Linked DNA regions of Homo sapiens: region 2 is linked to region 1. A link is an interaction called in ENCODE POLR2A ChIA-PET data of the cell type or tissue named here. Cell type or tissue: PC-9. All regions are shown on one strand. Links, peaks and the distances in the headings refer to the core of each region. The heading gives the core; the rest is flanking DNA. Region 1 overlaps IRAG1 (inositol 1,4,5-triphosphate receptor associated 1). Region 2 overlaps IRAG1 (inositol 1,4,5-triphosphate receptor associated 1).

Region 1 (4,394 bases), core at 222-4,221:
CACATGCCAGTCAAGGGGGTGGGAAGGAGGAGAAGGAAAATGACAGGCACCCTCTTAAGTTGATGGAAGGACCTAAGAGAAAACCCCAGGAGAGTCTTCTAACAAATTACGATCACTGAAATGTCAAAGTTACCCAAAGGTAGGACTGTCGTGGAACCTCAGGGGTGTGTGGGTGCCACTACCTTTTCCCCAGGCCATCATTCTTCCCCAGCCAGGCTGGCCTCAATCTGAGGACTCTGTACCATTCTTTTCCTGCATTGCTAGTGAGAACTAACCAGGGATAGCTTGTAGTGTCCCTAATCTTAGTGCATGAATAGTGGACCGTGTTAAGCTCAGGTGAGGGCCTGCTGGGGAATAAAGGAGAAACTGCCTTTTTTGTTTTCTGAGTAATCCAAATAACCTATATGTGTGCACTATTCACAATAGACAAGGTATGGAAACAATCTAAATGTCTGTCAATGGATGAATTAAAAAATGTGAAAAATATATACACAATAAAATATTGTGTCTGTATACACACACACACACACACACACACACACACACAAGAATATTATTCATCCTTAAAAAAAGAAGGAAATCTCACCTTTTGCAACAATGTGGGTGAGCCTGCAGGACACTATGCTAAGTGAAATAAGCCAGGCACAGAAAGACAATACTGCATGATCTCACTTATATGTAGAATCTTAAAAGGTCAAACTTGCAGAAACAGAGAGTAGAATGGTGGTTGCCAGTGACTGGGGGTGGGAGAAATGGGGAGATGTTGGTCAAAGAATTCAACTTACTATTTTGGTTATGAGGTGAATACGTTCTGGGGATCTAACGTACAGCACGGTGACTGTAGTTAATAATGTATTGTATACTTGGAATTTGCTAAGTATTGTCCACCACACAAAAAGGTAACTATGTGAGTTGGTGGATATATTAGTTAGCCTGACTGTGGTAATCATTTCACATCAAAACATCACACTGTATGCCGTGAATATGTCACATTGTATCAAAACATTGTATCAAGGTAATGAAAACATCGCATTGTGTGCCTTGAATATATACAATGTTTATTTGTCAACTATACCTCAATAAAGCTGGGGGAATAAAGAGTAAACTGCATTTGTCCCCTTATCAAGATGGCTCTGAGCATCATGATGTGAGAATAAATGCTCTGGCTCCTGTCCCTGGAAGTCCCACCAGCCCAAGCCTAACTCTGTGTTTTTGTTCTAAACCGGCAGGGTCCTCCTGCCGCAGGAGTATCTTGCAGTCCAACTCCCACGATTGTCCTGACTGGGGATGCCACTTCACCAGAAGGAGAAACCGACAAAAACCTGGCCAACAGGTACAGGTGCCTGATCCTTGCATTGTGACAAACAATATTTCCTAGAACATGAGGATCAGACAGCTATATTTTTAAATAAATCTTTTCTTTTTTCTTGTATCATTTTATTGACTAAACTATAATCAAGCAGTTTTTCAAAATACAAGATAGAAATAGGAATTTTTCCATTATCTTCCTCCTAAAATGATTTTTCCTCTCCTGGATGTGGTCCTTTTGGCTCTGCGACGGCTCCAGCCCATTTGCAGCCTCCTCCCCCAGCAGGGCTAGTGGAGGTTAAAACATTTAATGCCCAGGGGCCCCAGAAGGACTTGTTCCCCCATGGAAAGGGCTAGCCTTTAAGAAAAGCATAAATCACCGCAGGAGAGTTTCCCATAATAACTGTCCAGCTATTTGCAGCCAAACATGAAAGGTGCAGGTGTTTGAATGTAGAATCCTGCCCCTGGCCAAAACGTGTGAAATATGATCTCTTGGCAGGGACATGGGCTCACAGGTAGAGGAATGTCTCCGCCTTGGTTTCACAGAGCACTAGCCCACGAACTGGGCTCGCTGAAATGAGACTGTCTAATTTTCAAAAAGTTAAAAAGATAATTCTCGGCCGGGCGCAGTGGCTCATGCCTGTAATCCTAGCACTTTGGGAGGCCAAGGCGGGTGAATCATGAGGTCAGGAGATCGAGACCATCCTGGCTAACACAGTGAAACCACGTCTCTACTACAAATACAGAAAAATTAGCCGGGTGTGGTGGCGGGCGCCTGTAGTCCCAGCTACTCGGGAGGCTGAGGCAGGAGAATGGCGTGAACCCGGGAGGCGGAGCTTGCAGTGAGCCCAGATCGCGCCACTGCACTCCAGCCTGGGCGACAGTGCGAGACTCCGTCTCAAAAAAAAAAAAAAAAAGAAAGAAAGAAAAAGAAAAGGAAAAAGATAATTCTCATATAAATATACTGAGCATATGTCAAAGATTTACTTACCTCATTAATACAAGAAGCATCTGGATAACAAAGCCGGTTCAAAGGAGGATACAAGCAATGGATATACATATATCATCAGTGGGGAGGAAAGTGCTGGAATAAAACTGCTAAGTTAGATATAAAATAGGTGAATGTTCTACAGGGCAATGAAACCATATTTTTGTCTTTTTTCCCAAACAGAAATCATCTGCGTCTTTGTCAGACAACAATGATTTACATTTTATGAGGCTTCTACAAGTTAGATGTTAGCTCAGAGTCTGGGACCTAATGAGTAGGAAATAGTAAGTCAAAGTCACATCCTCTTAGGGCAGTGGTTGGAAAACTTTAGCACGCGTCAGAATCACCTGGAGAGCTGTAAAATCATAGCTGGCTGGGCCCACCTCCAGAATTTCTGATCTGAGTTGGGGCCTGAGAATTTGCATTTCTAAGACGTTCCCAAGTTGAGAGTCAGAGAAACCCTCGAGAAGCTTGTAAGATGATGTTCTAGGATGACTTTGAAAGAATATACAGGCATCTGGCTGGGCACAGTGGCTCATACCTGTAATCCCAGCACTTTGGGAGGCCAAGGCGGGCAGATCACCTGAGGTCAGGAGTTCAAGACCAGCCTGGCTGACATGGTGAAACCCCATCTCCACTAAAAATACAAAAATTAGCTGGGTGTGGTGGCACATGCCTGTAGTCTCAGATACTTGGGAGGCTGAGGCAGGAGAATTGCTTGAACCTGGGAGGCAGAGGCTGCAGTGAGCTGAGATTGCGCCACTGCACTCCAGCCTGGGTGACAGAGTAAAACTGAGTCAAAAAAAAAAAAAAAGAAAGAAAGAAGGAAAGAAGGAAACAAAGAAAGAAAGAAAGAAAAAGAAAAAGAATATACAGGCATCTTTTCACCTATTTTCAAGTTGTGGATTGATTTTCTGAACAAGATGACTGTTCTGTCTTTCAGAGTTCACAGTCCCCACAAGAGGCTTTCTCACCGACACTTGAAGGTGTCCACTGCCTCCCTGACATCTGTGGGTAAGGACCAGGGCAATCTAAGGCATGTTGAGTAGAAAGACAGGTCTGGCAGCGTGGCTGGGCTTGACTCCTTCCTCTCTCCTGCTCTTTAAGGCGCTCCCTCCCGATAAGTCCAACAGGACAGGGTAGATCAGCCCCTCCGTGTCTGGGTCTAGGAGAAGCATATTTAATTCAGTTTTCATTGCTCAAAAGACAAGACCAGGGCATGAAGAGGAAGATGCAGAAGTCAAAGAAAGAAAGAACAGCTGAGTGAAACTCATTTCTGGGGTTTAGGGGGCAGAGTCCTCCAGCCTCTGCTAAAGAGGCCCACATCCAGGTTGGAGTAGGTGCCTGAGTGTAAGGCCGGCTGCCCTGGTCATCTGCTCATCCCCAGATGGTGGCTCACGATCTGCCCTGGGCTGTTGGAACATAGATCTCATATAGAGTTGGTCCCTGCCTTCATGCTGCTCATAGACTATGAAGAGACTGAGAAATGAACAGATAATTGGGACACTGTATGATAAGAGACTGCACAGAAGAGCTAGGCCAGCCAAGGCAAGAAGGGGACCGAGTCTCTCTGAGGAGAGGAAGTTTTAGGAAGGTATTCCAGAGGAGGTGGCATTTGAGTTGTGCCTTAGAGAGCTGGACAGATAGGCGAGGGAGGAAAGGCATTCCAGGGGGAATAGGAAACACACTGAAAGAGCAGGAACCTCCCTGGAGCATGTTGCTGGCAACTGAAACTCTGCCATGTGTACCAATTGGGACTTTTTCAAATGATAGAAACCCAACTCAAACTACCTCACACCAAAAAAAAATTTACAAAAGCCAGGGCTTGTGATTTCAGGTAGTGCTGGATCCAGGTGCTCAAAGTGGGTTATTAGCAATTGTCCCATTCCATCTCTTGAACCTTTTTTCTTGTGTGTTAGCTTTCTTCTTGGCAGACTCTTCAACACATGGTAGCCAATAGCTACCAGCAACTCCAAGCTTACGCCCCATCAGTGGAGAGTTCTTCTTCCCCATATACTCCACACCAGGATTGCCCCTCAATGGCTTCACATGGCCATCCCCGAGCCAATCCCTGTGGCCAAGGGGATTCTGTTCATTG
Region 2 (4,394 bases), core at 89-4,088, 61 kb after region 1:
GGTCACTCTTCTCGACCGAGTGCAAAAATTATCCCCTCCATACCAGCTTTGATGACCTTCCTTCCATACTCCTCACCAGACACAACATAATAGGTCACACACTCCTCTGTGCTTTCTGGCACGTTTTAAACATTATTATTATTGACCTTTACCTATAGTATACCATGGCCTATTTATGTATCCATCTCCCCTAGCATTTTTCCTCAAAGACAAGAACCATGTCTTACCCATCTCTTGGGTAAGTGCCTAGCATGGTGGCTGACGCTTGGGAGGGTGTCATTAAATGTTGCTCAAAAGAACAAGCAAACATTTAAGGTGGTGGAGAGCAGCCTGGGGACAGCTGACATGCTGCATGCTTCTCAGTACCAGCACCATCACAATGCAAAAAGCAACATCTTTCTTAACCTCAGCTTATTCTGTTTTTCAGTCTACTCTGTGAGAGAGCAGGAATGAGACCAGACTAGCAACACCATTGCCAAGCTCAAGGACTGGGCTCAATGCAGTCACTCCTTCAGAGAGACCCCCCACCCCAAGCATGCCCCACTTTAAAATAGCATGTTTATTGAAGGGGGCATCCTTTACAGTAGCTAGAAAATGACTGAGGCCCAAGCCAGGGTTGATCAAGGATGTGCCATTAAGGTAAAGAGTTACAGAGCAGGGCAGAGGGACTCTGGGGGCAGAAGTGGATGATTTGCCCGGCCTCTTCCAGGGGGTCTGGATACAACTGAAGGAGCTTTAGCTACATGAGGCCCTCAGAGCCAAAGACAGGATGCAAATAGAGTTCTAGAGAGTGGCCGTGGAAGCAGAACTCCAGGTGGGGAATGTTCAATCTCTGCCTCCCTTAAAGCAGGGCCAGGCTCAGCTGGCCCCATTGTTCACTTGGTCACAAGTTTCCTACCTTTGTTTCTGGATGAGTCAAAGGCCAGGAAGGCAGTTATGGAGAGCTCCTGCACCTCCAGCTGCCCCACAGAAAAGCCTGCAAGAGTACTTCCAGGCACAGGCCCTCTCCCACCCTATTCCATTTGTAAGCAAGGGAGGTCGAGGAAAAGGACATCTCCAAAAGGGAGCATAAGAATAGCCATATATACAGGGGCTGAAAAAGTGCTCATGAGTCCATCTTTTCTGGAAAGCAAAGACCAGCCTGAAGCAGTGGGAGCTGCTGCCCAAGCGGTAGTGAACTGGAGAGAAACAGGCCCTGGATTTTCAGTGAGGATGTGGATCTGAAGAGTCCCCCAAATGCCTCTGAAGTCTGACATCTCTGCTTAGCCCTAGGAGTCTGGTTCCCTGCCTTCAGTTGCAGAGTGATGTGTTTGTGTCATTGTTGATGTCACCTCCTAAAAAGACCTTCACTTTCTGGCTGCCACAAAGCCATATGTGTTGCTCCCCATATACAGCCTGACAGAGTAAATGGAGAGGAAGTGCTGGATTTGTGTATCACTGGCTATCAGTTCCTCATGTTGTTAAGCCTCACACAGGTGTGCTAGCATTGAACTGTAGAGTGTCACATACCTGAGTTTGAAAATAAAAGCACATTTCCAAACCTCTGGCAGCAGCCAAATGCCTCCTCATTTTATGGAGTTGAATTACAGTCTTACCCCAACCCAGAATTAGATGCCTTTGGATATATTAGTGCATTCCAGAACCAAGTCAGAGGTCCCCAACCCTTGGTCGTTATACTATGGGCTACCTCACAGGGGCTGGATCAGTTCCTCCTCTTCCCTTCCCCATTCCTGATCCTGGTTTCCTGTATCTTCCTGGTCTATGATTTTTTTAATTAACACAGTTTGCTGTGATTGAGTCTGCTGAGTTTTTAACCAACCTGATTTCCACAGCTGAACTATTTTTGTCTTTCTTACAGCTAGCTGCAGGGGAATGTGGACTTTCCAAATCTAGTTCCCTAAAAATAAACTCTCCTGCCCAATACTTCACACCTTTTTTTACTCCCTTCTCTGCCTACCAAAGCCAGAGGATTCAGATGAGAACACTGAGACCCGAGAAAATGGCAGAACCACTAGACGGAAGCTGGGTCTTTGAATGAGCACTCCCAGTATTGAACTGTGACATGAATAAGAAATAAGATTTTAGTATATTAAGCCACAGAGATTCCAGGATGTTTATAGCAGTTAGCCTACCCTAATGCATACATTTGAACCAGAAATTGTGTACTTTAATAGCAAAATTCCAAAATATGAGGTTCTAGCTTACCAGTTACATGGCAAGAAACAAAACTGCTAGAAAGATGGTAAGATAGTAAAGTCTTACCTGTGATAACTTGGAAAGCATCTCATGGTTAGCCTATTTATAAGTGGTGGAAAGAATCAGCGTTGGGGTATGGAAACTTCTCTTGGCTGCCTTTGGCAAGGTATGGCAGGAGAAATAATTGGCTATGTGGGAGCAAAAATGAAAAAGAATATAGAGTATTCAGAAATGTGAAAGATTGAAGGGTGAGAAAACCTGACCACTTCTAAATCCCAGACAGACTAAAAAGAGCTTTGAGTGGGAGCCAATAAAATTTCTCAGTTGAACAGATCGACTCAGCCTTATGGCAAAGGCTAGATTAAGGATGTGGCCCTTTGTGAGTTCAAATGAACTTAGTGTATTCACCACTAAATTTGAGGGGTATGGTGCTGAGAAACAGGAAATACTTCTTGAGAATTATGACTGGGAAAGGATTTGGGGTATGATTATTGGCACATGGAAGCAGAAATCTAACTTTGTGAGGGAATTTACAAAGAAACACAAGCCAGGACTAAAAACCCCTTTCATTGTTCAGGTGAGGAAACAGCTTTGAGGAGGAAAGAAAATATATCAGAGAGATACCTGCACCCTCATGTTTATTGCAGCAGTATTCACAATCGCCAAGATATGGTATTAAAATGTGTCCAGCAACAGATGAGTGGATAAAGAAAACATGGTGTACATACACAACGGAATAGTATTCAGCCGTAAAAAATGAAATCCTGGCATTCACAGCAACATAGATGGAAATGGAGGTCATTATGTGAAGTAAAATAAGCCATGAACAGAAAGTTAACACCACATGTTCTAATTCATGGAAGCTAACAAAAGATCTCATGGAAGTAAAAAACAGAATAGAGGATACTAGTGGCTGGAAAGGGAAGAGAGGAGGAAAAGACAGATTTGTTAAAGGACATAAAATTAGGAGGAACAAGTTATAGTGTTTTATGGCACTATAGGATGACTATAGATAACAATAACATATTTTCAAATAGCTGGAAGAGAAGATATTGAACACCCCCAACACAAAGGATAAATGTTTCAGATGATGGATATGCTAATTAGCCTGATCTGATCACTACATCTTGTTTGTATGGAAACATCAAAATGTACATGTGTATAATTATGTATTGATTAAAAATAAAATTTTTTTAAAATTAAGAAAACTTTTGGGATCTTAGCTTATGCCGGCAGGAAGCAGACTGCAAAAGCTGTGCTATTCCCAAGGAAGGCATACTCCCTAATATCCACTTCAAATGTGGACAAGCAAGATTATATGCAAATGAATCTCCCAGAGGGATGCAAAGGGCCGCAGAAAACAGTGGATGTGGAAGTTTCTCTCAGAAAGCAGATCAGAATCAAATCAAGGTTAAGTGACTGTGGAAGGCAGAATTTCTAGAATAGCCCTCCAAAGATGTCCCACCCTAATCCCTGGAGCCTTTGAATAGGAGCTCCAGGGGTATGGAGCTTTGTTGTGTTACATTAGATGGTACAGTTGACCTTAAGATAGGGAGGTTATCCAGGTGGGCCCATGAGCCCTTAAAAGCAGACAGCTCGCCGGGCGCGGTGGCTCACGCCTGTAATCCCAGCATTTGGGAGGCTGAGGCGGGCGGATCATGAGGTCAGGAGATCGAGACCATCCTGGCTAACACAGTGAAACCCTGCCTCTACCAAAAATACAAAAAATTAGCTGGGTGTGGTGGCGGGCGCCTGTAGTCCCAGATACTCGGGAGGCTGAGGCAAGGAATGGCATGAACCCAGGAGGCAGAGCTTGCAGTGAGCTGAGATCACGCCACTGCACTCCAGCCTGGGCAACAGAGTGAGACTCTGTCTCAAAAAAAAAAAAAAAAAAAAAAAAAGTAGAGAGCTCTGCTTGAGCCCAGGAGGTAGATGCTGCAGTGAGTCACGATGGCGCCACTGCGCTCCAGCCAACAGAGCAAGACCGTGTCTCTTAAAAGAGCAGAGAACTTTCTCTGGCTAACTGTAGAAGTGAAAGAGAGACTAGAAGTATGAGAAGGACTCAGTGTGTCATTGCTGCTTTGAAAATGGAAGGGCTCTAGGAGAAGAGAATGGTCCCTGGCTGACACCCTGCAAGGAAACAGGGACCTCATTCCCACAACCTCAAAGAAATGAATTCTGCCAACAACCCAAATGTG

The links. ChIA-PET counts read pairs that join two places held together with the same protein. Peaks named below come from ENCODE experiments on the same cell type or tissue, not always from the same donor. Only the 100,000 strongest peaks of a DNase experiment are listed, where the experiment ranks them.
Region 2: POLR2A ChIA-PET joins it to region 1 with 8 read pairs; 2 of 35 experiments call an interaction of 5 or more read pairs at or near these places.

The regions. Positions count from the first base shown.
Region 1 is chr11:10,630,907-10,635,300 of GRCh38, reverse strand. It overlaps IRAG1 (inositol 1,4,5-triphosphate receptor associated 1), which reads left to right. Exons shown (of 21, transcript NM_130385.4): 3 at 1,230-1,333; 4 at 3,240-3,310. Among named protein-coding and RNA genes, the nearest start is that of IRAG1, 61 kb to the left of the region's middle. In PC-9, for the core only: no CTCF peak of the experiment used is centred there; a DNase peak (open chromatin) is centred at 1,780.
Region 2 is chr11:10,570,241-10,574,634 of GRCh38, reverse strand. It overlaps IRAG1 (inositol 1,4,5-triphosphate receptor associated 1), which reads left to right. Exons shown (of 21, transcript NM_130385.4): 21 at 1-1,540. The region is part of intron 1 of IRAG1-AS1 (IRAG1 antisense RNA 1); the gene reads right to left. Among named protein-coding and RNA genes, the nearest start is that of LYVE1, 3.8 kb to the right of the region's middle. In PC-9, for the core only: no CTCF peak of the experiment used is centred there; no DNase peak of the experiment used is centred there.